Regions from separate parts of the Mus musculus genome. Here all the other regions are linked to region 1. A link is a loop called in an ENCODE intact Hi-C map of the cell type or tissue named here. Cell type or tissue: left cerebral cortex. All regions are shown on one strand. Links, peaks and the distances in the headings refer to the core of each region. The heading gives the core; the rest is flanking DNA.

The links. A loop is a pair of places that touch in the nucleus more often than their neighbours do. Peaks named below come from ENCODE experiments on the same cell type or tissue, not always from the same donor. Only the 100,000 strongest peaks of a DNase experiment are listed, where the experiment ranks them.
Region 2: it touches region 1 in a loop (1.9-fold over the local background); 2 of 42 quality-filtered maps call a loop at or near these places.
Region 3: it touches region 1 in a loop (4-fold over the local background); 2 of 42 quality-filtered maps call a loop at or near these places.

Annotation. Positions count from the first base shown.
Region 1 is chr19:23,051,446-23,062,313 of GRCm38, reverse strand. It overlaps C330002G04Rik (a long non-coding RNA gene), which reads left to right. Exons shown (of 8, transcript XR_001782629.2): 5 at 10,609-10,759. Among named protein-coding and RNA genes, the nearest start is that of C330002G04Rik, 19 kb to the left of the region's middle. In left cerebral cortex, for the core only: no CTCF peak of the experiment used is centred there; DNase peaks (open chromatin) are centred at 4,366, 4,556, 4,833 and 5,255; H3K4me3 peaks cover 929 bases; H3K27ac peaks cover 3,031 bases.
Region 2 is chr19:22,956,950-22,967,817 of GRCm38, reverse strand. All of the region lies in intron 22 of Trpm3 (transient receptor potential cation channel, subfamily M, member 3), which reads right to left. Among named protein-coding and RNA genes, the nearest start is that of Gm52388, 36 kb to the right of the region's middle. In left cerebral cortex, for the core only: CTCF peaks have their summits at 5,545 and 7,195; DNase peaks (open chromatin) are centred at 4,827, 5,654, 5,802, 6,550 and 2 more places; H3K27ac peaks cover 2,797 bases.
Region 3 is chr19:22,973,306-22,984,173 of GRCm38, reverse strand. Trpm3 (transient receptor potential cation channel, subfamily M, member 3) reads right to left here. Exons shown (of 26, transcript NM_001362491.1): 23 at 5,732-5,882; 24 at 5,419-5,618; 25 at 1,459-1,591. C330002G04Rik (a long non-coding RNA gene) reads left to right here. Exons shown (of 8, transcript XR_001782629.2): 8 at 5,297-5,427. Among named protein-coding and RNA genes, the nearest start is that of Gm52388, 52 kb to the right of the region's middle. In left cerebral cortex, for the core only: no CTCF peak of the experiment used is centred there; DNase peaks (open chromatin) are centred at 4,851, 5,478 and 6,550; H3K27ac peaks cover 1,737 bases.

The sequences.
Region 1 (10,868 bases), core at 1,553-9,552:
ACATGTGATACATTGTATCATACATATAGTACTGAGTTTGAAATGATTCACAAGATGCCCCACTTAACAACAATCCTCCCCAAACCAGATGGCTGGCTTCAAGATGGGAAGAGCCATGTCTACTTTGTCCTTAGCTGTACCTCCAGCACCCTGCCGTGGCTTCATAAACATAGTAATTGCTTGGTCAATATTTACCAGCACAAGTGATTTGAGGTTCCTTCTGCTCACTCACAGGGGCTCACTCACCTGCCAGGAGTTTTGAGCTACTGCAAGAGCTGTGCCAGGAATGCATAAACTAAAGGCCCCATGAGCGACATAAGCCTGTCACACACTGCCATTCTTCAGAATGTATATAGAAGAACCATATTCAGGTCAAGATGACAGAATTGCTCCAGGGGACCAAAGTTTTAGTGCCAACTGTAGGATTGAATCTAGAAGCAGGAGAAAATGAGGAGAAATGTGAACGTTTGAATAATGTCCTGAATTCACTCACCTTCAGAGTAAGTCTTCAATCTCACCGCTTTGCCTCACGTCCTCATTGTGAGTTTATAAGTATTTATACTTCATTCTGCTACGGAAATTTCCCACCTATATAACATTTTCAAACTGCGTCAGAAGAGTCTGTGGAGAAGGGTACTGCAGATGTTTTTGAGATTATTGAAATGCACACCAATGTAGAGGCTTCCCAGGCGCACTCTCCATAGCTGGATATTTTGGCTCTGAACAAAGTGGATGAATCGTCCCATCTGACAGTTGCATATATAAGTCAAGAAGTGTGTGTTAATAGTCACCGGCTTTCTGCTGCTGTTCAGTGCTTGTCTCTGGCAATCCTTCATCTGCCAGGATACAGGGTCTGAAGGGTCTTGGCACATGGAAGCGTTAGTGCTTAGCAGCAAAGTAAATATTGGCATGTGGTATGGGTGAGGTGGGGCTAGGGAAGTTTGTGTCTAGCTCTGCCACTTTTTATTTTACTTTTGTTTATCGATGAGTTGATAAGAAATCGATGGCTTCACATCTCCCGAGACAAAACAAACGACCTTAGTAAATATGAAACTTGGAAGGATTTGAAGGTTAGTGGCTGGGCTAGTTTTATGTCACATGACACAAGCTAGCTTCATTTGGGAAGAAGGACTCTCGACTGAGAAAATGCCTCTGTAAGGTTTGCCTGTTGGCAAGTCTGTAGGACATATTTTTTATTTTATTTTTGTTTTATTTTATTTTTTATTCTTTTTTTTTTTTTTCTAGACAGGGTTTCTCTGTGTAGCCCTGGCTGTCCTGGAACTCACTTTGTAGACCAGGCTGGCCTCAAACTCAGAAATCTGCCTGCCTTTGCCTCCAAAGTGCTGGGATTAAAGGCGTACACCACCACTGACCAGCTATTCTTTCTGATTTTATCCTGCATATTCTTGTTCATCAATATTTGCTTGGAGCTGTCAATCAAACCAGTGCCACTGCATGAGTAGCTCTTAGAGCCTAGATAAGAATGTGCTACCGTCATCCAATTGTGATGGGAATGTTTTCTGGCCTTTCATCCCTCTTATGAAAGGCATCTTCACTAACTCTTCTCCTAGGATGAGCCTCTCTCTCCCTCTCCCCTCTCCTCTCTCTCTCTCTCTCTCTCTCTCTCTCTCTCTCTCTCTCTCTCTCTCAACTTGAGTGCTCACATCTATTTAACAAAACATGATTGGGTTTTCCAGGGAGCCCCTGCTCATTCCCCATATCCACTTTGAAGCCAGAGTCAACAGTTCACATCAACCGATTTTCCCACATGTTCCTCTTGCCATCTCTCAGAGCATCTCAGGCATGAAGGCTTTGTCAGAATGGTCACAAGGGAGAGAAGTTGAGGGCTCATGCTGAACACTATGAAGCCAAACTTAAGTCCCCACTAAAAGAGTCCATTCATTCCAAGAGCCCCGTCTTCTATTGCCTCCTGTCACCGTTTCCTCTAGGGTATCCACTAGCCACTAGAAGCAGCCTCCTCCTCTCTGGGTTTCTCGCTACCATTTGCAATTTTAGTCCCCTCAACCTGTCTTCATTGGCTCATATCATTGAAGTTTTAGTTTCTGTTCACTAAGTATCTCTCTCTTTTTTTTTTAAGATTTATTTATTGTTATATGTAAGTACACTGTAGCTGTCTTCAGACACACCAGAAGAGGGCATCAGATCTCATTACAGATGGTTGTGAGCTGTTGGGTGGTTGCTGGGATTTGAACTCAGGACCTTCAGAAGAGCAGTTGCACACCCTTAATCCTCTGCATTTGGAAGGCAGAGGCAGGCAGATCTCTGAGTTAAAGACAGCCCTGGTCTACAGAGTGAGTTCTAGGACAGTCAGGGCAATGTAGAAACTTGTCTCAACAACAACAGAAAGAAGGCAAGGGAATGACACATTTATTCTTACTAGAGACTAGAATAAAACTTAAGGGCAGAGTTTGTGCTTTATATACGGTCTTTAAAATCAAGCCTTTTCCTTGCTATATAGCTCTGGGTGGTCTGATATTTGTTATACAGCCCAGGCTTGTCCCAAACTCAAAGCAATCGACCTTCTTCTGGGTATTGGAAAAACACATGTACGCCTCTAGCTTGTATTCTCTTGTTTAAAGTTCTTCCACAGCCGGACGTGGTGGCGCACGCCTTTAATCCCAGCACTCGGGAGGCAGAGGCAGGCGGATTTCTGAGTTCGAGGCCAGCCTGGTCTACAGAGTGAGTTTCAGGACAGCCAGGGCTACACAGAGAAACCCTGTCTCGAAAAACCAAAAAAAAAAAAAAAAAAAAAAAAAAAAAAAAAAAAAAAAAAGCCGGGCGTGGTGGCGCACGCCTTTAATCCCAGCACTCGGGAGGCAGAGGCAGGCAGATTTCTGAGTTCGAGGCCAGCCTGGTCTACAAAGTGAGCTCCAGGACAGCCAGGGCTATACAGAGAAACCCTGTCTCGAAAAACCAAAAAACCCCCCCCAAAAAAAAAGAAGTTCTTCCACATCGTTTTGGCTTCTATGCTCAGTAGCCATTTTCTCCTGGTTTCAATGCTCTGCTCAGCTATGGTGGTTCGCCGACAATGTATAGTCTTTGGCTTGAGTTGTCTCTTCAGGTTGTCTCTCAGAGCTGGGCTAATAGGTCATTTATGAGGGTGAGGGGTGGTGGGATACCATCTCTCTTTAAAGATCAAGGTCAATGCAGCTACGCTTGTAGGTTCATTCAAGTTCTCCTCTATCTACCAGATTTAGCATTGATTTCACTTGCTCAGGTTACTTTACTGGGTTCTCCAGCATAGAAATAATCCATTCTCCTCCTCTTTCTCTTCCTCCTCCTCCTCTTCTTCCTCTTCCTCCTCTTCCCCCTCCTCTTCCTCCTCCTCCATAGCCTTTGCAAGTGTTGGGATTACAGGTGTGGTTCACCATACCCAGAGAGGCTTGTGAATCTTTATTAGTCTTCTGTTCTAGTGAGAACTGGTTTACAGATGGACACACAGCCATGACTGCCGTCCCCCAGAGGCCATCTTCCTCCTACCTCCCCGGGTAGCAGTGCATGGTAATATGTCCAGGCCCTGGAGGTTCTTTGTATCGTAATTTCTCCAGTGTTGGCAGGAGCTCCGGGTCTGAAGTGAGAAAAGGGTGTTTACATTCTGCAAGTACAATCTCAAGAATGCTTTGTTTCAGGGTTGCTCCAGCTAAGCCCCAGCTCCCTGGCAGGCCAAGCACCTCCTTTGTCTCTGGAATAGGCTGCCACTGCCTTAGAAATCAGTCTTGGAAGATGGATGAGAGACTAGACTGAGCATAACAAGAAGGCCCACTTTGAGAAGGCATTTGATTCTTGCCCCAGGTACTGCTGCCTGGATCAGACACCCTTGCTCCAGAAAGAGGGGGACACTTCACCAGGACAAGGCTCAGCAGCTCAGCACAGACGTGGAGGCAGGCGAGGCTGCTCAACAACCACTTGCTAAGTCAAAACACTGAAAATATGTGGGTGAGAAAACAGTTCAGAGGACACAGTAGTGATGTTCTTAATCAACATCTAAGAAAGAGCTCTCACTGACCCGCACTTACACTCATAACAACCATGGTTACTATTTACTTAATTAGGCACATTCTGTTTCCTTGGACCCCATAAGAGGCAAATTCAGCAAACAGGTGGCTTTTCCCCAGTTAAATAACTGAGCACTCTCCGGCAACAGCACCAAGTCTGAGGCGCTTGCCCGATGTCCCAAGGACAGTAAGTAAATCAGGAGGCAAGACCATCCTGCACAGAAAGCCCTTTGTTCTTCTCCCTGCCCTTCAACCCGCTGTTCTCTTTTTCCTGCAACGGGGCAGGACTGGGTTTCCTTGAAAGGAGGCATCGAGAGGCCCAGCCTACAACCAACCCCCTGCGGGGAGATTTGGGCATTTTGTGTCACCCCCTATCTTTTACAACAGGCATGGGAAGATTCCTGGTAGGCAACCATGTGGTCTGCCTGCAGAGCTTTGGAAAACACCTACATGAATTCAGGTCCTTACCAGCAGCTCAGACTGCTTACCTCTCTTCCTAACTCCCCCTCCCCCACCTATGGTCACACAGCTCTCCTCTTCCTTTCTGTTCCCCTCGGTCCTCTAGTTTGGAAGACAGGCTTCCGTTTTGCTAAAAAATTTTGTTTCAGGTACTCTTTTATGAACAGGCCCATGCACAAAATAAGCATCGGATAAATATGTGTCGAATTGTTCGCTAAATTCTAGACAAAAGATGAAAAGGCTTCGTATCTGGTAGGTGGAAAAGTTTGGGGGCGGGTGCAGAGTGGAGCCCCGGCAATGGTCTTGACTGTTCGTTCCCTTTGGTCTTCTGTCCTCTTTCCCTGCCCCCGCCTCCTCTTAGCGCAGGCGCGGCCTCCGTAGCATATTTAGTATTACCGCTGTCATCTGAGGCACGGAAACATCCAAACAGATTGAAAAGCTCCAATCGATGCCAAAGTAGAAGTGTGCACACAGGGGCTAGTTTCCTTGGAAGTGCTTCAGTTGTAATTAAACTCTAAAGACAAATATGCTAACAACTCCCTTGACCTTCCAGTGAGAAACAGCAGAACTGAACTTCCAGGACCAGAAAGGCATCTCTGGGGTGGGGGTGGGGGTGGGGGTGGGGGGAGGGTGCGGGGGCACACACGTGTGCCCACTTTTGCGGTCACTGTCCGCAGATGGCTTCTGGGCCCACACGTTCAAACGCTGGGCTGGGCTGGGGGGTGGCGGTGGTGCCTGCTGCTGCCGGGCTGCGCTGCGGCTGAGATCATTCTGTTGATCTCGTTTTACACAACGCAGCCCGGCACAGGCTGAGTACAGAATGTTCCCTTCTGTGAACCGAGCTTGAACCCTTCCAGCCCACTTTGTTTGAGGAACCACACAGACACAGAGGGAAAAGACAGGGCAGATAACCCCCAAATCGTTGAAATCACGGTGTTCTTTGGGATTTGGGCTTAGGCCATTTGCTTTTCACTGCCTAACGTGAAACCCCCCCCCCCCCCCAAACCTTGCTTTCCCGGAAGAGTGAAATGCCTGTAATGTCCTTCCTCCTAGACAGAACTTGGCACCAACTTTGGAAATTATAAAGTCTGTCACTGTCTCTCTTTAATTTATTTTTCTCCTCTTAGGCATTCAAAGAACAGCAGTGAAAGTTAGTTTCCTATAAAGGAAAGATGAGGTCCCTGGTGCTTGGGGCTTCTCCATGGGTTGTTATAAATTGTGTTCTTGGACTTGTTGCTATGGGTTGGAGATGTATGTGATGGGGAAGGCTTTGGGCCAGTGGCTTCTATACAAATGAGCAATGAGAAGAGGCCTGAGTGTGGAAGGTGGCTCACTGTTCCTCTACTGAACAATAGTCACCTTGTTTCAGGGCTAAGTGTGCAGTTTGAGGTCACAAATGGCTTGCGGGCTGTAGGCTGATCTCGGGGTGAAACTTCAGTAGATTAGATGGTGCTATTCAGTGTAGTAGTTTTCCACTTGATCTTAGCCAAAAGGCTGAGAAGCGATTGTAGTGGTTTTTCTACTCACTAAGAATAATGGTAATAGTAATGACAATACATTTGAAGAGAGGAGATTCTACTGTTACCTAAGCTGCTTAATGGTCCATACTTCCCCTCTCATCTGACCAGGAAGCTGAGATCGTAGGTGCCCAGTGACATTCTAGGCTCCTGCTGCTGATAATAATAACAATAAGGACAGCAATTCTTAGCATTGTTATGGTTTATTGAGACAGGGTCTTACTATGTAGCTCAGGCTAGCCCTTTGGTCTGAGATTCTCCTGCCTTGGCCTCCTGAATGTGAGGATTTCAGGCATGCACCACTACATCTGGCCACAATAGCGGTTTTTGCTAGGAGTAGGTTCCTTCCTCTGCACTTGCATTTACAAAAAATAGGCAAATCACACAGCTTTGTGTGAGACATGGGTTTGGATTTTCCTTTTCTTTTGAGAGTTTGTGTTATACTGGGTGGATTGTATTCTAGGCTCATTGGTGAAAGGGTTATAGGTGTGTCATATATACTGGCTGTCTATGAGGATCTTGCTGCTATTCCAATGACACAAATTCTTCCTTTGAATTCACAGTTGTGTCACCTCCTGATTTGGGGCTTCTAAAGTTTGTTTTTTGCTCATGGTTGTCAAGGACATTTAATTTTAATTTTCTATCTATCTATCTATCTATCTATCTATCTATCTATCTATCTATCTATCTAGTTTGTAGCTTTGACTGTCCTGGAATGGAATGTGTAGACTAGGCTGGTCTTGAACTCACAGAAACCAACTTCCTATGCTTCCCAAGTGCTAGGAATAAAGGTATATGCTATCACAACTGGTCTATTTATTTGTTTACGTATTAACACAAGATTTCACCACATATGTAGCCCAAGCTTGCCTCTGACTTGAGACACCCCCCCCCCCCCCCGGCTTTGAGAGCTGAGACAACAGGTGCTTGCTTACTGTCACACAGGTGCTTACTGTCACACTTCATTGTTAAGAAGGTTTCTACATGAATACCTTTGCTTCTGAGATGGTTTCAGTTCCAAGAGATTCTCTGATTTTTTTTTAAGTCATGTGTCACAATGCTATCAGAATATTGGCTAAAGAGTTTATTTATTTTACAATCTTCTCTTGAAATCTGGCTGTGTCTAAATGAGGGACAAGAGTTGAAGAATTGTGAGATGAACAAGGCCTGCTTACTTCCTCAAAGATCTTACTATCCAGTAGGAGAAGTCGAAACATACATGATGTGGAATATCATGAACACACACACATCTATACAGCTGAGGATGTTGACAGACCCTCAGAAGTAATAAACTGTTCATAGAGGATGTCAGGGGCTAGGTGAAAATTTCCATTTGAGGAGGTCGAGGCAAGAGCTGGTGGTGAAAGGGAAAAATTATGAGAACAGGTGGTATGTGTGATGAAAAGAGTCGTACAGAGCAGCGGATCAAGTAGAGTCATCCAGGAAGTAGTATGCAGTTCTTGTCCTGACTGGTGGAGGCTGATGTGTGTAGGAAGAAGTTAAAAAAAAATTAGATTTCATGTAGATGAGGAATACCCACTTCTCCATCTTGTGCCTTTACTAACTTTTCCTGCTAAGTTTGTACAAAACCCCAGGCTGCCTGATAGCATTCCAAGCGGTCAGGATGAATTGTTGGGACTGGCGCTGACTCATTGTCAGTCCTGGCTTGAGTCTGCTTTCTCATGTGTTGTTGTTGTTTTTCTCCTTCTGCCAAGTTCCCATGAGCCCTAGGCTGGTGTTGAACTCCATATGCAGCTGAAGATGATCTTGAACTCTCTTGAACTCCTGACCGTTCTGCCTCCAACTCCCAACTGCAGGCATGCACTACCTCCTCTGGTTTATCTCTCCTTCCCCTTGAGCCCAGGGCTTCGTGCACAAATAGTCAAGCACAAATAATTCCCTCCCTCCTCCTTCTCTCCCTCCCTCCCCCTCCCTCTTTCCATCCCTTTCTCCCTCCTTCCCTTCCTCCTATCATCCCTCCTATCCTCCCTCCCTCCTTCTCTCCCTCCTTCTCTCCATTCTTCTATCCTTTCTCCCCTCTCTTCTCTTCTCTTCTCTTCTCTTCTCTTCTCTTCTCTTCTCTTCTCTTCTCTTCTCTTCTCTTCTCTTCTCTTCTCTTCTCTCCCCTCCTTTCTCTTCTCTTCTCTCCCCTCCTCTTCTCTTCTCTTCTCTTCTCTTCTCTTCTCTTCTCTTCTCTTCTCTTCTCTTCTCTTCTCTTCTCTTCTCTTCTCTCCCCTCTCTCCCCTCTCCCCTCTCTCCCCTCTCCCCTCTCTCCCCTCTCTCCCCTCTCTCCCCTCTCTCCCCTCTTTCCCCTCTCCCCTCTCTCCCCTCTCCCCTCTCTCCCCTCTCCCCTTTCTCCTCTCTCTCCTCTCCTCTCCTCTCCTCTCCTCTCCTCTCCTCTCCTCTCCTCTCCTCTCCTCTCCTCTCCTCTCCTCTCCTCTCCTCTCCTCTCCTCTCTTCTCTTCTCTTCTCTTCTCTTGAAACAGGATCTCAGTATGTAGCCATAGTTGGCCTGGAACTTGATACATAGACCAGGTTGGCTTTGTACTTGTGGAGATCCACCTGTTTCAGCTTCCCAATGCTTGGATTAAAGGCTTGTGCCACCATGCCTGCTATCATGTTATCTGAAGTTCTTGAAGAAAGTTTGAGTCAATGTTACAACTCAGCAATATAGACCATGGTTTTAGGAAAGGTGAAAGCAAGCCTGGAAATAGGATGTGAAAGGAGACAGTGTTAATCACACAGACCAGGGAAAGCAGAACACGTTGGACCAATCAGATAATATGGTAGTTGCTCGAAAGGCAAAGCCAGAAAAAAAGTCTTGCCTGTGGGCAGGTTGTCTCACCACGGCCACTGAGTGACTTTCTCCTGGCCTGGGTGCCGATGGCTGGCTTTTGGATTTTGCTTACAGAAGGCAACAACAGAAAGAGTTTTTCATTTGTTCTTGTTGAAGCACATAGTCACACTCTGGATGTATCCCAGGCTGGTCTCCAGTTTGAGATCTTCTTGCTTCAGACTCCAGAATGCTGAGATTACCAGCATTTGCCATCAACCTGGCCAACAAGGAGATTTTTGACAAGCATATCTTTACTTCAAAGATGGTTTCAGTTCCAAGAGAGTCTCTATGATTTTATTTTTGAAAAAGTCACTGTCAACACATTATCAGAATATTGGGACCAATACAAGGACCACAGGATGGGGTCTTTGACCTTTTTATGAAGAACAGATGGTATCCTGAGATTCACACAGGCTGAACTGGGGAAGTCCCAGAACCTTCAAAGAGAGAGAGAACTTCACTCATGATTCCGAGAGACTTACCTGGACTTAGGAGTTACAGCAGCACCGAGAAACCAAGCACATGCTCACATACAAGAGGGAAAAAAAATGTTTGACTTTGAGAGGTGCTGGTATTTAATGAACACCCAAGGAAGGAAAGCTAAGAAATAATGTTTCCCCCTTTAAACTTTTATTATATTTTATATTAAGTGTGTGGGTGTTTTGTCTGCACATTTGTATGTGTGCCACATGGAAACCGAACATCTAGAAGAGCAGATGACTGTGCTTTTAGCTGCTAAGTCATCTTTATCTTCCACCTCTTTATTCATGTAGCCCAGGCTATCCTTGAACTCTCAATGTAGCCAAAGATGACCTTGAGCTACTGACTACTGTCCCTCTTGCCTCTTCCTGAAATTATAGGCTTTTACTACCATACTTGGCAGTAATCCAGTTCCATCAGTATGGGTGTTCATATTGGTCCTCCATTTTGTCTGATTTTTTTTTTTTTTTTTGTAAATATAGACCATTGCCTCACTTCGATGGGACATGGTAGTGTCTGTCTTTTATACATGCATGAAGACTATACTTGTCAACCTCTTGTGTTAGTTGACACATGAGCCACGGTGGAAGACATTTTATACACATATCAAGGACACACACACACCAATCCTTGTGTAATGAACACAAAAGGCTTTGTGAAACAAGAACCACAGGATTCTTTTACAACAACAATATTTTCTATTATATTTTATTTTGGTTTAAAAAAAAAAGAGAGAAAATGCTAATTGGGTCCAGCTACGTTGCTATCACACCACTGATGTTTTTCAAAGCTGCAGCTCGAAAGAGGCGGGGTTCAGGGGCTCTGTTTTCTGGCAGTCCACTCTCTGGAAGAGACTAGAAGCCTGCAGCGTGAGCTTAACTTGAAGTGCAGTGTGGGAGAGTTTGCCCCGTTTCCTAGGTCTCTCTTGCATAGATGCGTTTTTAGCTTTTGAAGGGAGGCTGTATAACCTCTATCAGCAGGGTTGCTAGTGATGTGCCTAGATCCAAATGATAGTAATAATGCAGGTTGCATGACTCTATATGATAAGGCTCAAGAAATTCTAGATGTTGGAACAGATGGGATTTTCCAACTGGAGTTACTCAACCTAGATAGCCTATGCAAATAACTCCTACCCCATCTGAAAAACTCCTAAATCTGCAACACATCTGGTCCTTAGCCTTCCAGATAAGGCCACTCAACCCATAGTGGGTATTGAATCTGGCACATCACATACATTATCAACACAATTTTTATAATCAAGCCCTAGGAGAGCGTTTAATCATTACCTTCTTTTTAACAGATGAGAAATACCAAAGCTAGGAGCAACAACTCACCCATGATTGCTCAACCAGTGAATGCTAAATTCAAACCCAGTCAGCCAGTCAGCTGGTTTAGAGAGTGAAGACACTTGACTGACATTCCCCGGGAAGATGCTCTCAACAGTTGTACTGGTGAGGTATATCAACCATGGTCCACTTGAGACCAGCCCATTTCTATCACCCTGTCTCTCAATAAACCTTGTCGTCCCCACCCCCCCCAACTCTTCGAAGCTCTTGTCAC
Region 2 (10,868 bases), core at 1,224-9,223, 94 kb after region 1:
GAAAAGAGAGTTAGACTGTTGATTTTCCCCAGGTGGGTAGCGCTACCAATGAGGGAGTCTGTGCTGATTTTAGGACATGGGAACAGAGCATTGGATAGTATTGAGTCAGAGGGTAAGAAAATGACCTTTGCAAGGGTTGCTCACTTGTTCCTGACTTCAGCAGGAAGACACAGTCAGTTAGAGGATAATGTTTGCTCAACTCCTCCCTCACAAACCCCACTTTCCAGTAAAGTTGAGACAGACTTACGCACCTGCCAAGAACTTCATAATAGTGCGGTGTTCGCCTTTTGTTTCTTTTGTGACTGTCTTCTATTTACACCAAACCATAGTAATTTTCAACTTAGGCCATGACATATATTTTTTTTTAAAGTAAATTGAGTTTTAAAACTTGATTCAGTTGAAAGATTACAAGGAACAGAATAGAGGTTACAAAACAGAATATGGCTGATTAAATGTTGAGAAACACTAAATTAGAAGATGTCCAACTCTCGTCTGTTCCTAACATTGTATTGCCCCAGGATTCCAAGAAAAGGCATGAGGTTCATAAGTCTGCCCCACCTGGGTCCAAGTGACATAATCTTTAGCTCTTTAGGACCATCCTGGTGTATAGTCATTGATTATTAGCATAACTTTAGCTTTGAGCTGTTCAGAAATCTATTCTAATATAGTGACTTAGGGAGCAGGATGTCCCAAACCTAGGTATGTTATGGGTATGTTGAGGGGTGTTCTGGGGGGAAGAGGGAAGAGAATTCAATTCTTTTTATATCTCAGTGCTATGTTCTTGCTAGTGTATGTGTGTGTGTGTGTGTAGTCATTTATTTGCAGGTTTATATATAAATTGCCATTTATTTATTGGTTTTGGAAAGAACCTCAACAATCCAACCTTAGTAGTTCATTGTTTTGTTTTAGGAATTCCTATCAGGACAGTTGTATCTCAGTCTCCCTAGTGAAGGCTGAGGATACATAGGCAGCTGCTGTTCAAACCTGTGAGTTAAGGTGGTAATATAGCAGGTGGATTGTCTCAACATCCCTTATTTCCCCCTTTCCCTGTCTCCAAGCTCCTTGCTGAGTGACTGTGGAATTCCCATTGCATGTATGGAATCTATTTCCTTGGTCTTTGAGTCTCAATTTGGTGACATAGGTGACTTTGGTGAATGGGATGTTTGTCAATATTTGTCAACCGATGTAGGACTTGGAGAAAGCCCTTTTGCATCTGTTTCCACTCTTCTATCTCAACCACAGCCACGACAGACATGCTTATACTCGCCAGTCAGAAGCCGAGACACAGGCACGTGGAGCCTCAGCCCCTATATGCTTATGTTGTCTGAGCTGATGCTCTCCTGGATCAGCTGATAGCTGAATGCTAGGCAGCCAAGGCAAGAAAAGCCAGTTAGTCAGTGCACAGGCTTGTAAACTCATTAGGTGCTGTGGGTTAAAGCATGGGGTTTGGAATGGTTTCCCTCTCGCATAATCGAGTCTACTGATACTTTTTCCCCTTCTCATTGTGGGAAGAGGTGGGCCTTTAAGAAGACAAAGCCCTTTCTCCACTTTTTCTGCTCTGATGAAAAGAAAATGAATTCTCTCTCTTTTCTCCCCTAACCCCAGAACACCCCCAATAGATCCACAACATACCTAGGTTTGGGAATCCCGATTATTTCTAAGTCATTAGATTAGAATAGCGAATTGATTTCCAAGTAGCTCAAAGCTAAAACTCAGCAAATAGCAATCGACTATAAGCCAGATGGGCCCTAAAGAGTTAAAGACTGTGTCACACCCAGGTGGGGCAGGCTTAAGAAACTTCCACCTCTAATTCAGGTCATGACTGATTGGAACATCCTATCACTGCCCAGTGACCAGGAGCTAATCAGACTTGTCCTTCAGAAGCTAATCTTCAGTGCAGAGATTTTTAGCTAGACAATGGCAGATACTTAATTGAAAAGACAGGTAAAACCAGGCCATATTGGTCCCCTAAGAGTGAAGCAAGGTATCTGAAAAGATGAGAGGAGGAGGGAAGGGATGAAAGAGAGCTAGGGAGGATGAGGCGCATGACAGGGATAGAGGCTAGAGAGTGGAGAGAAAAGCAGATGGCAGAGGCTGTGTGCAATGGTGCTGACTTTCCCAAACCACCTCCGATTTCATTATCAACCCACGCCACGCTGCATTCCTGCTTCCAAATGCCTCTGTGGTATCCACTCTTGGGCTCATCGTCAATCTTTCTTTAATTTAGTTAGAGTGGTTTTGTTTTCTTGGAACCAATGTTTTCCTTTGCGTCATTGGTGTCTTAGAGAGAAACAGCTTCTGACTAGTAGTTTGTCAGAGCAGGCTGGAAGATGTAAATAAATACTGCTTAACTCAGTTCTGCTGTGGGCTCACCTCTCTCTCTCTCTCTCTCTCTCTCTCTCTCTCTCTCTCTCTCACACACACACACACACCTCCCTTTTGATATGTGCCTTAACAAAATAGGATCAGATGAGCATTTTTCTTCTTCAAACCAAAAGAACAACAAAAATACAAAGGACCAAGTATAACAACCTTAATTATAAACTTGATTGAGAAATGCCAATCAAATTAGTAAAGCTCACATTTGGGGACATCTCTTGAGAATGCACTTAGACCGTGAAAGTTCTGACTTGCTGAGTTTATGAAACCCTTGGTATGATGACATTAGGGGTGTGTGTGTGTGTGTGTGTGTGTGTGTGTGCATGAAAGGTAGGAGGTAGGGGCTCTCTCGGTACTGGGGCAGGTCTCTGAGGATGCATCCTTTGGGGCTATACCCTGCTCTGGGCCCTTGCAGTAGCCCTCCTGAGGTTCCCAGCATTTTTGAAGTGAGGCAGCATCTTTACCACTTGTTTCTGCAACCATGATGGTCTGGTCAAAAGAGTGGGGTCAATGACCATGGGGGTGACCCCTCTGAATCTGCATGCCAAATAACCCCATCTTTCATTAAGGCATTTCTGTCAAGCATTTGGGTCACAGTCACACGAAGAATTATGAATACAAGTAAATACCCATGTTTTGCTTTTCTGGATTTGTGTATTGCTGGATTTGTGTGTAACTTTTTCAATTTCTGACCATCCTACCATCATTTCTCATATACCAGGGTTACAAGTGTGTGCTGTAACACTCATTTATATCCCACTGTAATTTCTTTTTATTTGAGACAAGAACATCTATGTAGCCCAGGCTGGCTTTGAACTCCTCAAGTTATCACTTGACCCCAGAGCTCTACATTGCAGGAGATGGTAGTTCTCCTTTTATATGTGCAAGAGTGCAGATTCCATTCTTAATGCCTTGGCCATAGAGAGCTTCCCCTGAAAGGTCACATGAGTTTAGCTTGCTTGTTACACATAGGGGGACCTGTGTGTTGTTTTCTTTAAATTGGGATTGTATGCTATTTTAGAAAACCATACATCTCCAGTGAGTCTATGCTCATCAAGATATCTGAAGGGGGATAAGCCAGAACCCTCTTCAAGAGGAGCTGTCTTATAACAATAATAATAATAAAAATAAAAAACCCCTAGTAATAGAACATCAGGGCTGTGTGTGCCTGGAGGGCCCTGTGCAGTGAGCCAGATGGCACATCTTTGCCTGGATACACCTTAGGGGACAGAAGGCTGTAACAGCACCACAGACATGATCCATGGCTCCCACTGACTCTCATCAGACTGCGCTTAAGGGCTACCACACTTATAGAAGCAATCAGCACAGCTCCTAACATTCACCTCATGTACATAGGCAAATGCCAGTTCCTGCTGACATTACTTATACATTCCATGGCAAGTGATAATGCAGGAAAGCCCTTCATCCTCGTGGCTCCTCCTCCTCCTCATCCCCAGCCTCTGGCACACTCCCTTCTCTATGTCCCTTGCTCCCTTTCTGCACTCCAGATGCCAAGCTTAACCCCCTTGTAGCCTCATCTCTGGTTCTTCTTACAATCAGAGCTGCCCGCTCGCCGACTGATGATACTTGAGCAGTTCAGAATGCAGATCACATGCAACCCACGTTCTGCTCTGAACCTAAACAGCTGTTGGCAGGCTCAGATGCCAGGGCCCAGCACTTGCTGTGCTGTTGGTAGTAGACATCCAAATGTAGGCTGCATATCAATACCACTATAGCTATAATAAAGTAGGTGACAGGAAACCTTTAGACACAGGGCTAATATTGGTGCATGCCATTAAAATAAGCATTTTAATCTTCATAGGTTTATCTGTTAAAATAATACGCCCCAAATGTCCATTAAATGGAGTTGTGGGAGAAAGGGGAATGGAGGAGGGACCCTTTGCTGTTCATCTCAGCTTATCTATTCCCCACAATCACCACCTCCTAATTCTCTGTCTTGTTAGCCGTCTGCCACTGGTCTATCTCATTAAATCATTTCTTGAAGTTACTACACACAAGATGCTATCCTGGGCAGGTTCAGGTGGAGTCCTCAATCTGCCACTGTCAGCTGTGTATCTTCGGGTTTACTCATAGGTCAGAGCTTCAGTATTTCCATCTTTAAGCCCAAGGGAATGATACGAGCAATGGCATTATTGATAATTGAGGGTGATGCATGAGTAGCTTCCTTGGCCATCCATCTAACCAGTATTTATAGATGTCCTGTATGAGGCCGGCTGGACAAGTACCAGGAAATAAAACACCAAGGGCCTCTGTTGTTCTAACATCTGCACAGGGGAGGCGGAGGTCACCGGGAGTGTATGAAAGAGAAGCAAGAGTATAATGAATGAACAAACCAAGTTGTGTGTAGGGAGGCAACCGGTACGGGAGCAGGAAGACTCCAGAATGGGTACAGGTGGCCAGGAGACCACGCTGGGAGAGCATGATGGGAACAGACTGGGCTTGGATGGGGTTGTTGGCAGAGACGTACAGAAGAAGGGCTGCTCCACACAGCAGGCGCTGCTTAGCAAAGGCTCCAGGTGGAAGCCTGCCTGCTGTGTGCTGTGAGCTCAGGAAGGTCCCTGTGCCCAAAACCATGCTGAGAGAGCAGCTGGAGAAGAGGGAAGGGTGAGGGCAGAGAGCATCACGTGGGGCCTCTGGAGAGACCTCAGAGAAACAGGTTCTGAGGTGACAGGCATGGCGACAAAACATTCTGTCCTGTAATTCTGGTTTTTTTTTTTTCAAGTAACCAACTAATTTTCCTTATCCACTCATTCTTTTGCCTGATGGCTTTGCAGCCCCAGGTACACCATCTTTTCAGGATTTTTATTTTTCTAGTAGTTTACCCCCTCCCTTTAGTAAAATAGGGAGCACCTCTGCACTCAGCGGGGAGCACTGATGGTATTCATGTTTTGGTACCCTATAGTCTGCAAGTATCGCTCTTACAGAAGGGAGTTAATGACAGGTGGCAGCTGGGCATGGTGGCAAATGCCAGTGACTCTAGAGCTTCGTAGAAGGGTTTCAAGTTCAAGGGCAGTCTTGGCCTAGACATTGTGTTTGAAGGCAAACCTGGGTCACATACCCAGACACTGTCTGAAAACAAAACCCGAATATCAAACAGAAGACAGAAGCAGGGCACACACAGCTGTCTCTCAGCCCCACTCACACAGCTAGCGCCACCTTTAGACCAAGCAGCAGTCCACGGAAGGAATCTTCATCTCCAATCTGATTTGAGCAGAAGCAACTTTTACAGAGAGGAAAACCTCACAGCATGGGGGAGGCGCTTGTAGATGGCCTCGGGGTCCAAGCTTAGCTTTTCTCTCTGTAGCTATAATCCACTGAGGTTCCGCTCAGTACACACTGTTCCGAGCACCTGCTGTGCCTACGAACAATCAGCCTCGGTATAGGCAAGACCCCTTTCCCTCCTTAAGTGCCTTACCCTTTGCAGGGGCAGGAAGACCGTGGTGAAGCTGGAGCCAGCAGGAGGCCCGAAAACTCTCTAGATGGTTTGACTCATCAGATGACATACAAGAGACTTAAAATTTCTATTTGGCTCGCTCATGACGATAGGAGTGCTTTGACTTAAAATATAAAATATAAAAAGTGAAAGAGGTGGTTTTAAAAAAAACTATATATTAATATATTCAGCTCAGTGAGAACCTAGTGTAATATATTACAGACAGTGAGAACACTGAGAAGGGAGGTAGCTTCCTTCTGCCATTGTAAAGAGACCCCAGCTTATAAAGTGGTGGTGTGTGAGAGCCAAATCTGTGCTTGTTCTTTAAAACACAGTTTTCAGAAGCGAATGCCTCTGCCGCTGTCCTCTGAGCACCAGGGGATGGACAGTGCTTCCTTTGGCCAAGTAAGTCTGAAAAGAGCTGTGGGAAAAACCCTAAAGCTGAACTACACGCGCCCCCCCCCCCCCCCCCCCCCGCCACGATCCCTTGCCTCTTCCGAAGACAAAGGCTGCTGTTTGGTGCACTCTCAAAGAACCGGACTTGAGGGAGTGCAAACTTATACAACTGTTTAGTAAAAGGAGGGTGGCAGAATGGTTCTGTGCTGTATTCCCAGTGATCATATAAACACACGCAATGCAAACATAGGCAGCAGAGCGTGGAGAGTCACGCACCAAGAAAGAAGAGCTAAAATAAGTCAAGTTCACTGACAGGATGTTGAGAAACCTTGTGCATGCATGACTGCAGTTAGAACTCCAAGAAAGATGGATTCCCCACCCCCTTCCCCACCTCCGGCAGTCACGAAAGCTGCCCACGGGGTCTTGAGCTCGGGAGAGCTAGCCTTGCCCCTCACCAGTTGCAGCACTTGGGAGAATGGATCCTGTACCTCATTGGACAACACAGCAGAGCTGATCCTGATGGTGGGGGCTCAGGCCAGCCAGTCCCGAGGGAGGCCGAGAGCATGGGAGAGCTGGTGTGGGTGCAGGCATTATGCCTCCTCTCACCTGTGGCAGTCGGGAGAACTGGCTCTGGGGTCATGAGAGCAGGTGAGATAGCCCTACACCCTCACTGTCTGCCGCACTTGGGAGAGTGGGCCCTGCGTTTCTCCTGGACAACACGGTGGAGCTGACCCTGTTGGTAAAGGCACCGTTGAGCCAGTCCCGAGGGTATGAGTGGGAGAGCTGACCCAGTCCCTTGAAGGCTGCAGCACTTGGGGTGGGGGTGGGGGGTAGTCCCCGTGGCTTGACTGGCAGTGCAGTGGAGCTGGCTCTGGCATAAGAGCAGGAGAACTGACCCTGCCTCCTGCAGATGGAGGCACTGGTGGCCTAGCAGGAACAGTGCTAGAGAGCTCACCCTGGTGGTGTGGATAAGGGAGAGCCAGCAGGCTGACCAGCTCAGCTACCACCAGGCTCAGACTCAGGGCTCTGAGTTGGCCCACTCCAAAATCTGTATCAACTACTAACTGTTCGGATGTGTAAAAGGGCCAGCCCCACAAGCCCAAAGCTGCAAGATCTCCATAACACAGGGCATCAACAGGATAGCTTGGAGTCCCAGCGAGGGAGGATCCAATATTCATGGTGCCACAGAAGCCTCAAACCAGACCTACGACTCATTGCAATACAATATAATTGTTCACTGCGTTGAACTTTTGCAACTGAAGATGTGTGGACAGAGGGACATACTATGGGACACACTATAGCTTTCACAATGAGAGTTTTTCTATGCTTTTTTGCTTGTTGTGTGTGTGTGTGTGTGTGTGTGTGTGTGTGTATGTGTGTGTGTGTGTGTGTGTGTGTGTGTGTGTGTGTGTATGTGTGTGTGTGTGTGTGTGTGTGTGTGTGTGTATGTGCGTGTGTGTGTGTTTTATTTTGAGGAGAGATTGAAATAGTGAAAGGCTGATATGAAGGGACCAGAAGATGAGTGGGACTGGGATACATGTCATGATATTCACAAAGAATCAATAAAAAGTTAAAAAAAAATTAAAAGATCGAGTTCCACATAAGGTGACATAAAACCAACGTCCAGTGACGTGACCATGTAAGCTATCTGGGCTGTGATGGGATCTGCTAACTCACACAGGTACGAGGCCAATAGACACGCTGTTTTCTATCACTTTTCAAGAAATAGGGTTGATTCGGGTCTGACAAAGCGTGTTTCAAACTCACTCACAGCAAGCCCCTGTGAAGGCCTAGCAAGCAGTTTGTGTTTATAGCGGAAGGGCTCAGCGGGTTCCGGGTCAGGTGCGTTCTCATCTGTCCCTCATTCAATCACCACAGCAATGACACAGTTCTAGAAAGATATCAAGGTCAGATCATGACCTTGGGACTAAGTCTGTCAAGGATCACTATAGAAGGTCTTATCCACTCACTTAATTAAAAACAAAACTTTGACCTTACTGAGACTAATTAAGCACTTGTTCTGTTCCAGGAATTGCCTTGTATGTTTTATAAATTTCAACTAAAAAAAAAAAAAAGCACTATTATCACACCCACTTTAGAGATGAATAAACCGAGGCAAAAAAATTGCTAAGTAACTCGTCTATACACAGCTAAAAGTCCTGAATACAGACCTAAGTTTGTATCATCTTTAGAATAAAACAAAACAAAACCCAAAACCAACCAACAAGGCAAGCACCACCACCACCACCACCACCACAAGGCCTCAGTCGGTTTCCCAGGCTGACCATGAACTTGAAATGCTCTTGCCTCAGCTTCCTTACTGCTGGGATTAGAGGCAAGGACCACCATGTCTCCAGGTTTTGTTATTTTAACATTCTAGCCACCACACCATGCTACTCTGAATAGTGAGGATATATTTTTTTTAAAGATGGGAATCTTTCTATGTAGCCATGGCTAACCTGAAACCCACTATGTAGACCAGGCTGGCCTTGAATTCACAAAGACCTACCTGCCTCTGTCTCTCAAGTGTTGGGATTAAAGGTATACGCTACAGTGTCTGGCCATCGTAGGACCTTGAGGGTCATTTTGAGGGAGGGTGGAGTGATGTACTGCTGACTGCAGCCTGACTTTTCTAGTGTTCTGTCCTTGTGACGCATCAGTGAGATGCTCTACAAGCTTAGACTTTGAAATGCTTACTGTATTAGATAAGGCTATTGAGTATACAGACTTGAAGGCTCTAAGTCGAACCTCTTTAGGTGTTTATCCCAGGATCTGTCTTTTATCCAAGTGACCATTGAGCTCTTTATTTCAGTGGGTGCTGCAGACGGGTGCAAGAGCAGGCATTCTGCCCGGGCATAGCTGTTTGCAGACACCTTGACAGACAGCTTCACTCAGCAAGATGGGCTTGCCGGTTGAGATGAGGCTAAGGACCAGCTACAACAGGCTTATGTAAGCAGTGAACAAAGCACAGATCTTGTTTTGCTGTCTGTCATGAAGAATAGTCTATTATTTCATGTTAGTAGGTGATTGAAGGGACTGGCTCCATCCATGGTTGTCATGGATATGTGCTGCTCCAACTGCTTCAGATTATAATAGAACCAGCGATGCAGTGTGTAGAAATGTCACACACTGAAGGCTATGTATTAGCATCTGAGAAAGCAAGATGCCCACAATCGTGTCTATGGCTTCTGAATCCCGGAGATGGATCCACTGTAGAGAATGCCCCTGTTGATGGCAGGCATGTAAGGTCAAAAGCACAGAGCAGTATCTGTAAGATCTTTGTTGCTGTGTTCATATGCATAAGCCACGTATAAAATTATACACACATACACAGCTTTGTTTAGGTCTATCTTCTTGTGCCTCCATGAACTGACTCAGAATACTGACCTACGGGCAAGGAACATGGGAGTTAATCTGTTCTATTTTGAGATTTAAAGAGACACACTGCAGAATCTTTCTCTTCTTGTATGCATTTGGTGGTCTGAACTACTTTAGGCTCAAAGTTAGAGCTACTTTGGATTCTAGGACTCTGTATTTGTATAGCACTTGCTACAGAGTCTGTAGGGAGTCTAATTTCAGATGTTGTGTGCATGTCAAAATAATGGAGCTGTATTTAAAAAAAATTGTATAATCCAGACTTTTGGCTCACTTATATTTACCTGATGGTAAATTAGTAAATTAGTTTTAGGTCACATTATTAAATGATATTATAAAATGTATATTCTCTGCAGACCAACGTTCAACTACTTTCTCCTTCTGTGTAGAGCATCTTGGTATAAATCAAGTTAATTGGATCCCAGGACATTATGACATGACACCTACAGAAAGCAGAGCCTACCACACAATATCCACTGGCTGACTAGAAAACCATTCAAGAATAGGGAAAAGACAGAAAATTTCAAATGTAATACTCACTTCCAAGTATCTCCAGATTAGGAGCACGGACATAGCTTTTATAGTTTGTCACGCAATTGCTCACAGTCCCTTTGTATTCCGTTCTCTTTCATCTCCCTCATGCATTTCCTTATTCCCTTTGGCTCACATTAGGAGATCAACTCCCCCTTCCACCAGAATATTATCAGCCTCTTTGAGCTGCTGCAGAAATGTGTTTCCCTCCTGTGAGCCCCACCAGATTGAAAGTGTGGTGATGGGAAAAACCTCTCCTACCCAAACTGCCCATCCATTCTCAGTCTGAATGCTGCCACACCCTGAAACACATAGGGGATAGAGAATCCATAATCGAGGCCCTGGGAACAGGAGGCATGCCTTTATAACCCACAGCACTGCCCTTTATAAACTGTCCTGTGGCAGGACACATACTCTCCCTGGACTGTTTCTTCAACTGTCTGTGATTCATAATCAGAGCTATGTGTAAAGTTTTAAGTATAGTGTCTAGCATATAACAAATAATAAATACTGGCTCTTTCTATGAGAGGCTCTAGAGCAGCGATTCTCAACTTTCCTAATACTGCCATCCTTTAATACAGTTCCTTAAGTTGTGGTGCATAGTGAGAATTTGGGTTTCTTTAAAGACACAGAAATATAAGAATGCGTTTTCATTTTAATCCCAGGTGTGGGGTATGGGGCTGCTTCAGATTGTCCACAGCAGCTGATTATGATTTGCCTCCTGCTCTAGCAG
Region 3 (10,868 bases), core at 1,573-9,572, 78 kb after region 1:
GAAGCACATGGCTGTATGTCCATTCATAAACAGCTTTCCAAGGCCTCAGAAGAAGAGAACACTTCAGAACTTCAGCTCCTTCCTCTGTTTGCCAGTGAACTACTTTATAGCATATCATAAATCTCTCTATTCTGTAGTGGCAGCTGTGTATAAAATCTGTGCACAGCCTTAAACCGTATTAATATTGGCTTGGTAACTATGGATATAACCACGCATTGGCATATGTGATTATACCTATGTATATAAGCTGCATTCTCTAAAAAAAAGAGCAAGAGACAAAAAAAATTAAACTTTTGTTAATAAAGAATCTTTGATGTAGACACACAAAGTGTCATTTCATGAAAATTAGAAGTGTTTCTCAAATCTTTGAAGCTTCATCACACTGACTGCAGTCATCAATCTATTATGTCTTCTACACTATTCACAATTTGCTTTTTCTGTCTTTATAGAGTAAACAGTTACAGCCCAGTTGCACCAGTTCTTCGTGACACTCTCTGAGTGTTCTTTTGAATGCTAATGCTGGGTTATGAATACACCGGCTTGGAATGATGGTTTTCTTAGTCTAAAGTCATGCAAGAGACACAAGAAACCATAGGAGCATTTGCTTAGATCTAGAGCTATCTAGATATCTGTCCTGTGTGTTCCCAGGCATGTGCATGCTTTGTGTGTGTGTGTGTGTGTGTGTGTGTGTGTGTGTGTTGCATCTTACTTTTTTGAGACAGGATCTCTCTGTAAATCTAGAGCTTGCTTTTTTTTTTAACTTAAGCAAGCCCCAGTGGTCCTACTGTCTCTACCCCTGACAGCACCATGGTTACTGGTGCACATGAGGCTATGCCTGTCTTGTGATGTGGATTTTACCACCAGAGCACAGGTGCTAATGTTTGTGTAGGAGATTTTTCTTATACGTCTCTTGGCTCTCAAAGCCATTTGATAAGTGACAAAATAATCTGAATCGATGAACTTCTTTGTTCTTCATCATGTTCTATTGGAAATAATAATTCTTGGAAAAATACCAACTATTATTCCCACTGATTGACAGAACCTATGTTTTTGTTTATCTAGAAGACATGGGACACACACATAAGCCAAACAGGGGCTATTCTCCTGAATAAGAATGCTTAATGATCATAGTATGAAACATGAACTTGTTGGGTTTGGGTCTCCTTTTCTTTATGTCTAGGACAAAAGTTTCCAGCTTCTGGTTCAAGCCAGATCTGTTCTAGACTTACCAATTCTCCCATCCAGCTCAAACCTTCCACTATTTCTTGGGAAGACCCAGGGTCTCTAAGTCTGGAACTTTGATCAACTGACTGAACAGGCAATGTCCTGTTCTTTCAGAAGGTCCATGTTTTCTTGGGCAATAAAGCTAATCATATGAGATCTATGTTTTGGAGATGTGAGAACAATTTAACTGGTAACATGGCCTGTGGCAGGAAGCACCTGTGTGAAGGAACACACCTTTCTGATGTAACACGTATCCTCTCATCGTTGGACGAATTGAAGCGATCATCCTTCTCTCGGAAATATTCCTCTATGCACTGCTCTTCAAAATCGTGTACTTTCTTGAGCTCATCGTCAGTTATGAAGAGTTCTGTGGGAGTGGAGGGGGAGTGGGGTGGGAAGAGAGCCGTAAGACAGAGCAGGGACCACAGCAGCATCTGGTCTGTGGCCTAATGACAAGTTTTTAAAGAAATCCAGGCTGGAGAAATTCTCCCAGATTCTATTGTAAGTTCCAGACAGAGTCCAAATCTAATTAGGCCACTCGAATCACCAGCTTCTTCCTGAGCCACAGAGTAGTGCGGTCTCTGGAGCCCACCTGGGTATACCTGGCTACCACAGGAGCTGGGCTTAATTAAGAAGCTGCAGGACTGAGAACATAAAGGAAGGAAGGAAGGGAAAGGAAGCAACTGGAAGCATGGATGTCTTTTAAAGGCTCCAAATTTCCTGGGCTGTGTAGTGAGACATGCCGATGTTATTGATTGATACTCTTTGTTCAACCTCATCCTCTCCCTCTCTTTTTTTTTTTTTTTCTATTCAGAGTCAAGAGAGCCACATAAACACATTTCTAGTCATTCTTGACATGTAGGAAAGAGATATTTGCTTCCTTGATTGGGGAGAGAGAGACAGAGAGAGTCAGAGAGAGACAGAGAGAGACAGAGACAGAGAGACAGAGACAGACAGAGACACACACACATACACATAGAGAGAGAGACAGAGACAGACAGACAGACAGACACATACACACACAGAGACAGAGACAGACAGACAGACACACACACAGGTAGAGAGAGAGAGAGAGAGAGAGAGAGAGAGAGAGAGAGAGAGAGAGAGAGAGATGCTCTTTCTATACTTTTCAGTTTCCTTTCTTTTTCCTAACTTCAACTTAAATATTTGATGACCGGAAACTCAGCGTCTGTGCTGTGACCTTGAAAACTAACTTGACACAAAAGGAAGAGCTGAGCTGAAAACTAGAAAGAGTTTGGGGCTTTGGCCTCAGTGAGCCATGGCTGGGAGTCCTGGATCACTGGCTCACTTTTTTTTTATGTAAGAAAAAGAAGTCTCCTTTATCTGTGCTATTGTTATTCTGGTTTTCTGCTAACAAAAGGTAAACATACCCATCTGTGTGATAGCCATAGAAGTCTGGTGGAATTGTGAGCCTTTGAATGGTTTATAGAACAGGGTGTGAGAAAGAGAGTTGCTTTGGAAATTTCCCAAATTAGGAAGTCTTTCTCATCCTGGGCCCTTGAGATGCCACAGGGACTGGCTCAAGTGTTAGGAGGGCAGAGTCTCAGCTCTTTGGGGCTATGTTTTAGATCATTCTTGCTTGCCTAGAAACATCAATTAGAACTTGCTAGGGGCTATAAAACATGACTGTAAAAGCCACAGAGAATATAGAAAACACCAGACCAGAACAGTCAGACTGCACTTTTCAAATATGGCAGGCTCCGAGGGATGCCTGAGATGTGGCCATGAAATTTCGGGTCAAGAAGAAGAGAGGCCATGTATAGAGACTCCCTCCCTGATGCCAAGGACTCATGCTGCCCTCTGCTAGGGATGTTTCTAAGATCTAAAGGAGTGGTCCTAATATGCACAAGTGCCTCATTAGACTTCTTTGATATTTGTGTGTGAGTATGTGCATGTGTGGATGCGTGAGCACACAGGAGTATGGTGTGTGTGTGTTTCAAACACTGTTGCTATCTCTCTGCTTGGCATTTTTGTGGATGCTCTGCATCTAGAATTAGGACCTCATGCTTGTATAACAATCACTTTACAGACTGAGCCAAACCCCTAGTCCTATGCTGCTCTATTTTAAAAGAATAAAATATAAAATATTCTTTAAAAAAAATCTATTACCATGTCAGATTTTACCATATATCTCAAAGTTTACTCTTAGGCTCAGCAAGAACCTGGAAATGCCCTGGGATCTTTTAATGAAAGCTATAGGCTGAAAGGGAGATCTCCATTCTTCCCCGATGGGTGGATATATGCAGGGCTTTCCTCTCTGCTCTTCACTCTGCATATCCTGTCGAATTTTCAAGATCTTCCCTGTGAGAAGGAACTCTCTGGGAATTGTGTCACCTGCCACATGGGCAGAGACCCGGTGATGCATCTAATACTACTCTGGCTTAAAATAAGAAAATAGTGTCTATGGTTGAGTGTGGTACCACATGCCTTTAATCCCAGCACCTGGGAGGTAGATGTAGGGAATTGCTAGGATGGTGCCAGCCTGGTCTATATAGTGAGTTCCAAGCTAGCCAGGGCTATAAAGTAAGACCCTGCCACATAAACAGGGCACAACAAAAGCAAATCACATAGATGAGGTTGGTGGGGCTTCTTAGACCTTAGACCTATGAAATGGGCTCTGAAGTAGAAATAGGTCTCTGGATGACCTCTGTTGTAATTTGAACACAAAAATCCCCTTCCTTCAGGCTTATGCATTTGAGTAACTGGTCCTCAGAGAGATGGCAGTGCTGTATTAGGATATGTGAGGTCTGTCTGGGTCACTGTGGATAAGTCTTTAAAGTTCATAGCCTGGAGGTAGGAGGAACTGGCTAGCCAGCTCCTTATAATCCTGCTGCTATGGAGACCTATCATTTCCAAGGCCTTCCTTGCCATAATAAACAGAGTATCTGTAAACCATGAACTATGAACACTATCTCTCCTTCTTTAAGTTTCTTTTGTTAGGTATTTGGTTGTGATGATGATGAAAAAATTAATCCCACAGCCCTCTGTCCTGCACTGTATTTCCAGTCATCTTGTACTCTCTAGCTAAGCCAAGTTTTCTACCACTGATGTTCATGCTTTATTGAAATTATCTTGGAGCCCCGAGTTGACCCCCAGCGCAATATTCTTGTAAGGTAGCAATCAAGACAGTCTTCCTTGCCCAGGACTTGACCAGGCGGACACGATTTGAGGACAAAATATCAGGGCACCCCAGCTTTCTGTTTGCCTAAACTTGTGTTTCAGAAGGAAATGACGATAGAATTTCTAGGTCTTTCCAACTGTCTGATTTGAATGTCTAGGACATTGCTTAGTCAGGGAGACCACTAGGAGTTTCAGCTTAAGAGAAACAGTTGACTAAATAACTCCAGTTTTAAGCCATGGGTGTATGGACCATGGACCAGAGGTAGATTCCTGGACCACCATCCCAGAGGCTCGAGTTTGTGGATTTAATGTAGATGTAGACTTGACACATTTGGAATAGGCACAGTAGATTGTCTATAAGTCACTGCACTTCCAGCAATTCTAGAGTTTATGCCCACAGGGCATTTAGGAGCCTGCAGGAGCCAATGGTACTTAATGTGCAGAGATGGATATGTTAAGTCTCCTGCAATGAGTCACACTTTCTTACTCAGTGAGGAACTGTTCCAGCATGGTGTCAGCCAAACTTCCCTTCAGAAACACCAGGCTAGAAGGTGGGTGGTGGGTGGTGGGTGGTGGAGAGGCCACTGTTCTGTGCTTTGAAAGCAAGTTTCATTCTCTTAAAAATAATAAATAAAAAATAAAACAAAATCCCATAGGCACAGTGCTGAAGGCTTAGAAAACATTGAAAATCTGGAATAGTGACAGTCCCAGAAATGAGCATGGAAGAATAAAACTCAGGATACACTGTTTAAAGAATTATATCTAATTTAGCACTTGGTGCATATTAACGTGGCTGATTTTGAGGAAGTGTGTGTGAAGGTGGAGTCAGCACTGTTGGAGAATGCTTTTTCTCTTAACTGGATGTGGTTAAGAAATCTGTCTTCAGCTCATGCTATACTGTCTTCCTTTTATTCTGTATCTTATCATGCAGGTCCCTGTCCCATCCCCTAAAATACGCGTGAGGCAGGAGAACCAAGGAAGGCGTGGATCCTGCCTGACTGCCTATGGGAATTGCTGGGAACTTCCGGCTGCAGGCGCCGGCTTGCAGCTCACTCAGGCCGTAGTCCCTTTCGTCCTGGTCACTCTCATGCTTCCTCCACCGGCAGCACACATGCTGGAAGATCATGGTCATGTGACTGAAGATGATGAGCGGTGGGGGCAGAACCGGCCTCTCGTGGAAAGTCATGATGAGCTGGTACCTCTGAAATTTCCATACTTGGTTGGATATCGACTTGACCTCAAAAAATGTATTGCTGAAACAGACCGGAGAGTCACATGACAAACAAGTATTGACTTTTCGAAGTATTGGCTCCCTCTGCCTGCTGCCCATCCATCCTCCCATATGCCTTAAGGAGTGGCCACTCACTTGAAGACGGCAATAAGGAGGTTGACCAGAAGGATGTTCGCCACCAAGAGGTAGCAGGCCATGATGGCCGGGACAATCCATGCTCCTGTCTTGCATGGGGGCAGCTGGATTGTCTTGCCATCCTCTCGGGTCTCATTCTGTCCACAGGGAGCTAGAGGAAGTGACACAGGTAAAAAATGAGAAACCATGGCTATTTGATTTAAGTTAAAAAGGAAAAAAAAAAGAGAGAGAGCCACAGACATTTAAATGAGGGGTTTAAATGGAAGAAAAATACAGCCACCTCAAACAGCAAAAAGTTTCAAAAAAGCCAAAATAGGAAAATGAGATCTTCATGAATATTCAAAGGGCCACCACTCTTGAGGAGAGGCAGTTCCACCTGTGTCCCCAATCTGTCATCAGACTCAAAGAGGTGTCTAGAGCCACCTGCCTGGTCCCTCAGTCCCTCAACCCCTGGTAGTGGTGAGAGGGCATTTGGTGTTCCTAAAATGTTTGGTGGGGGCTTTTGGAGGAGCCAGAGCCAAAGTCCTACCTCCTGGCAAGTTACTTTCAAAATGTGCTGTAGAGGCCTCCAGCTGACAGCTTGGAGCCAAGCATGGCAGGCTATTGATTAGAAATTAACACCAGGGCAACTGTTAATTGTTGTGAGAAACAAGCCACAGCCTTGGCCAACGATTTGCTGTCTCAGTACAGAAGGAACAGTGCCAGACAGCACCCTGAGAAGCACCCGGAGAGCTTGTCACTCCGTGTCCCTGATGGATGAGAGGATAAAGGGGAATGGAGTAACAGGGATGGACCACAGAGCCCACAGCTACTTGTCTATGAAAAACAAGCCAACCACATTTTCATTCCAAATATGTGCATTTCAGGAACACGACAGAAAACCTAACTCCAGTGACTAAATGGCAAAGGCAGGGGTGTTCGGGGAGAAGTGGAGGTGGGAGGGAGAAGGAAGGTGCTGTGTGGGGTTGGGTGAGCAGAAGTAATATGCTAATGAGGCCAGCTTGGAGTTTCCAGGTAAATGAAAGGGGTTGGGAGGAGTCCTGGATAACAAGAGCCCTGCACAGTGTGGCTCACAGAGCCTGTCTTTGTTACCATTCTATTGCTATGAAGAGACACAGTGATCAAGGCAACATTAAAAAAAAAATTAATTAGGGTCTTGCTTACAAGTTTCACAGGGTTTGTTCATGACCATCATGGTGGGAAGCATAGCAACAGGCAGGCAGGCATGGTGCTGGAGTGTTAGCTGAGAGCTTATGTCTGACTCACAGGCACAGGCAGGGAGGGGAGTGAGACTGGGCCTAGTGTTGACTTTTGAAACCTCAAAGCCCACCCTCCAGTGACATACCTCCTCCAACGTGGCCACATCTACTACTCAAAGAAGGCCACACTTGCTAAACTTTTCTAAACAGTTCCACCATCTGGGAACCAAACATTCAATATATGAGGCTATAGGGACCAGTCTCATTCTAATCATTACAGAGCTAGATGTTGCTTGTAGGTAGGGGCAAGCAGTAGGTGAGCTAGCCCTTCCTTCCCATCTGCTTTACATTGGCCTTTGAACAGGTTGACTTTATGTCTGTCTTCTAGCAGTGGGTAAGAGCACCTCAAGAGAGCTCAGCCCTTCCCATAGGGTGCTGCTGAGAATCTCGCAGGAGGGTTTGCATGAGGACCCAGGGTCTACAAAGTTTGAGCAGGACAGCAAGGGGACCTGCTTTTCTCCAGAACTCCTTCTGCCTGGCACTGTACTCTGCAGAAGTTCGCACCCAGCAGCCTGAAATACTACTAACATCCAGCTCTCACCAAGACCACTGAACCAGAAGACCCATGATGTTGTCGGTACAGTGTTCTCGTTGTAACCTTCCTTGTCAGTTGGTCTCGTGGTTGAGTAACTGAACTTTTAATTAGGTTGCAAAATCCACATGATTTTTTTTTTTAAATGTAAAACATACCTTTGCAGCCATCAAGGGTTTTACTAGCAGTGGGCTAGCAAGTCCCTGATTTTATGGCCAGGATTAGATGACCAAGGCACGCTCTTTGTCTCTGTATGGCAGATAAGTGGATGTGGGAATGGGGTGTATCTTGCTCCTGACGTAACTGGGTATTACTGAGCATCCAAGACAGCCTTGTAAGATGGTCTTGGAAGGGAATGCACTGACAGGTGATGTTTAAACTCTCCAGGTGGCTCTCCAGGGCTGCCCCTTCTTACTTCTCCCTATGGACACAACCTGGACCAAGTTTCTTGTAGTTCTTAGAGGCCAGTCTCCCTTTTGCTTCCTGATTCTGAGCCACATTGTTTCTGTTGCTTCCATTAGACTGGTGGTCAACCTAATCCCACTCTCAAGCTTGACCTATGGTGTGTGTCTTCTCTTCCACGCATGCCTAGCAGTCTACTTTCTAACCACCGCCCCCCCACCCCCGCCGGAATGGGGCTGGTCATATCCTTATGTTCCCGACACTCCTGTTGTTTGTCTTGGGACTCTCACATTCCTGCCACTGCCCAGCTACTTGTCTGTACCATACATGAGATGCCCAATGGAGCATCATTCTTCAAGGTTACCCTCCCTCCTCTTGGCTCAGCATGTTTGCATGCACATGAAAACAGTAGGCATTTGTTGACTGAGTAAACAAAAGATGCTTCCTTGAGCATCCGTGCTCTTGGTCTTAGCTTGGTTTAGTCAGATGGTATAGGTGTCAGGCCAGTCTGAGGAACGTCATCTAGATCAGTGGTTCTCAACCATCTTACTGCTGTGACCCTTTAATACAGTTCCTCATGCTGTGGTGACCCCCAACCATAAGATTATTTCATTGCTACTCCATAACTGTAATCTTGCTACTGTTATGAATCATAATGTAAATCTCTGATAGGCAGGATGTCTGATATGCGGCACCCCCAAAGGGGTCTCGACTCACATGTTGAGAATAGCTGTTCTAGATTCCACAGCAAGTGCGGCTGAAATGACTTAGATGTTCCTCGTGACAGTGATAATGATAATAAAAGTGAATCATTAAGAGTCAGCCTTTATTTGGCAATATCAGCAAAGAAGCTGTGAGCATTATGGGCAGCAGTTAGTGCAAAGGATTGCTCTATGAGGGCTTCTAATGACACTCTCATTCTGGGTATTTGTCGGCACTAGAAAGTACGATAACTCAGACACACAGATGTCTACCACTAATGAAGATGAACAGGGTGTCTTCCAGACCTGACAAGCAACAGTTATTAGGAAGGAGGGTAAGTTATTGCAATGGTCCTATGATACTAGCAAGTTGTTGCTAGGGATGTCCTCAGGGCTGTGCACCAAGACATCACATGACATGGATGGAGGTTTATGGATATGGAGACTATCTGTTATCACTGCATCACCCCCTTTCTCACTTTTCTTGATTCGCATTTGGGTCTTTTTCTCTACCAATACTTTAACAAACATGAATTAGTCACTACCAGTGTTATATCAAGTGGCATGCTGTCCTCTCTGTCTTTGTCAATGACAGTCAATAGAGTCCCTGTAGAAGATGTTTGCAGAGTCTAGCTCCTTCATATCCATTGTCCTTTCCTTGAATAAGAGCATTCTGTCTACCCCTGTGAACTCACTCTGCCTCCCTCATCCCCTAGTTACAACAAAATGTAAGACTGTCAAGTAGAAAGGGCCTGGATGAGAGGGATATTATGGAGAAATAAAATTTATGACCAACTGAGACATGCAGGAAACCAGCCCTCTCCAGTTACATGAACCATACAAGCCTGTTTTTCCAAAGTCAGCTTTAATGGGGTCATTATCACTTGCTTGCAATGAAGACTCTTGACTGTAGGTAGGTGTGGTGGTGCATACCTGTAATCCTAATACCAGGGAGGCTGAGATGGGAGGAGGCTTGTGTGTTAAACCTTGGTGGGAGTAGAGATAGAGGGGGTACCGGGTGGTATAATTACCCTCAACTCCCTCATCCGCATGCACAGTCAGTAAAAGAAAATGTTCATATTTAGAACCTTGCATGTATAGAGGGAGTTTGGAAGTGGTACCCAGTTATATAGCATCTGACCCCAAGCTCAGGCTAAGTCATCTTTTTCCCAAGACAGGGTTTCTCCGTGGAAAAAGCTCTGGATGTCCTGGACTCACTTTATAGACCAGGATGCCCTCCAACTCACAGAGATCAACCTGCCTCTATCCGGGATTAAAGGCATCCACCAGTATGCCTGGCCCTGAGTTGGTGTTTTAAGTTTTAGGAGTTAAAGCAGAGATTCAGCTACTTTCCTTCTCACCCAATGTAGGGCACAACTTAAAGGGTCTTCTCTGATAATAATGAACTTTTGTCTAACTGTGGCCTCAGAAGTGGGAAATGTGGACTATTTACAAAAATCGGGGGGGGGGTATATAAGTATGAAGAACTGGCCAGATATGTATACATAGCCAGCAACCCTTGGAGCAAAGAAAGTGAGTTCTAGGAGTGGCAGCAGATGTGGGCACAGAAGGGAAATTTGGCAATAACTGCTGCATCTGCACAGTTACAGCCAGCTTTGAAAGGATCCCTGTGCTTCGTGTATGTGGGTCACACTGACACACCACACGGAAGGAACTGCAAATGCCTGCTCTGCTAATGATGCATTCATAGGTAGAAATGGACAATTGGGCGTTGGAACACACTGATAGGCTAGTCACAATCTGGCCAGATTATGTGGGCAATGAAAAAAAAATTCTATGGCCACACATTGTGAAAGAGCGTTCCAATGGTTGGAACTGCCCCCCACCCCCACCTTTCCAGTAAGTAAGAGTACTTGCCTAGCATGAATAGGATATTGGGTTTAATTCTCAGGACTGAAATAGGGAGGACCTAATCTGAAATAAAGGGCCAACGGCATCCTTCCTAGAATGTAAGCCCAGAGAGCAGAATTTTTGTCTCTCTTGTTCACCAAATTGAAGAACTGAGTACCATCTGGTGCATGCAGGTGCTAAACAGAGAGATGGTGTTACTCTCTGCATGGTGATACCAGACACCAGGATGCAATGCTATGCATCTCTCTAAGTGCTACACTGATGCTTACTAGCAGGTCACAGTCTGGTTGTTTTCCTATTTAATTCTAGTTCTCACCAAGTGCTACCATAACTGCTAGTTACAGAAAGCTGTCATGGTAGCAAAATACCGA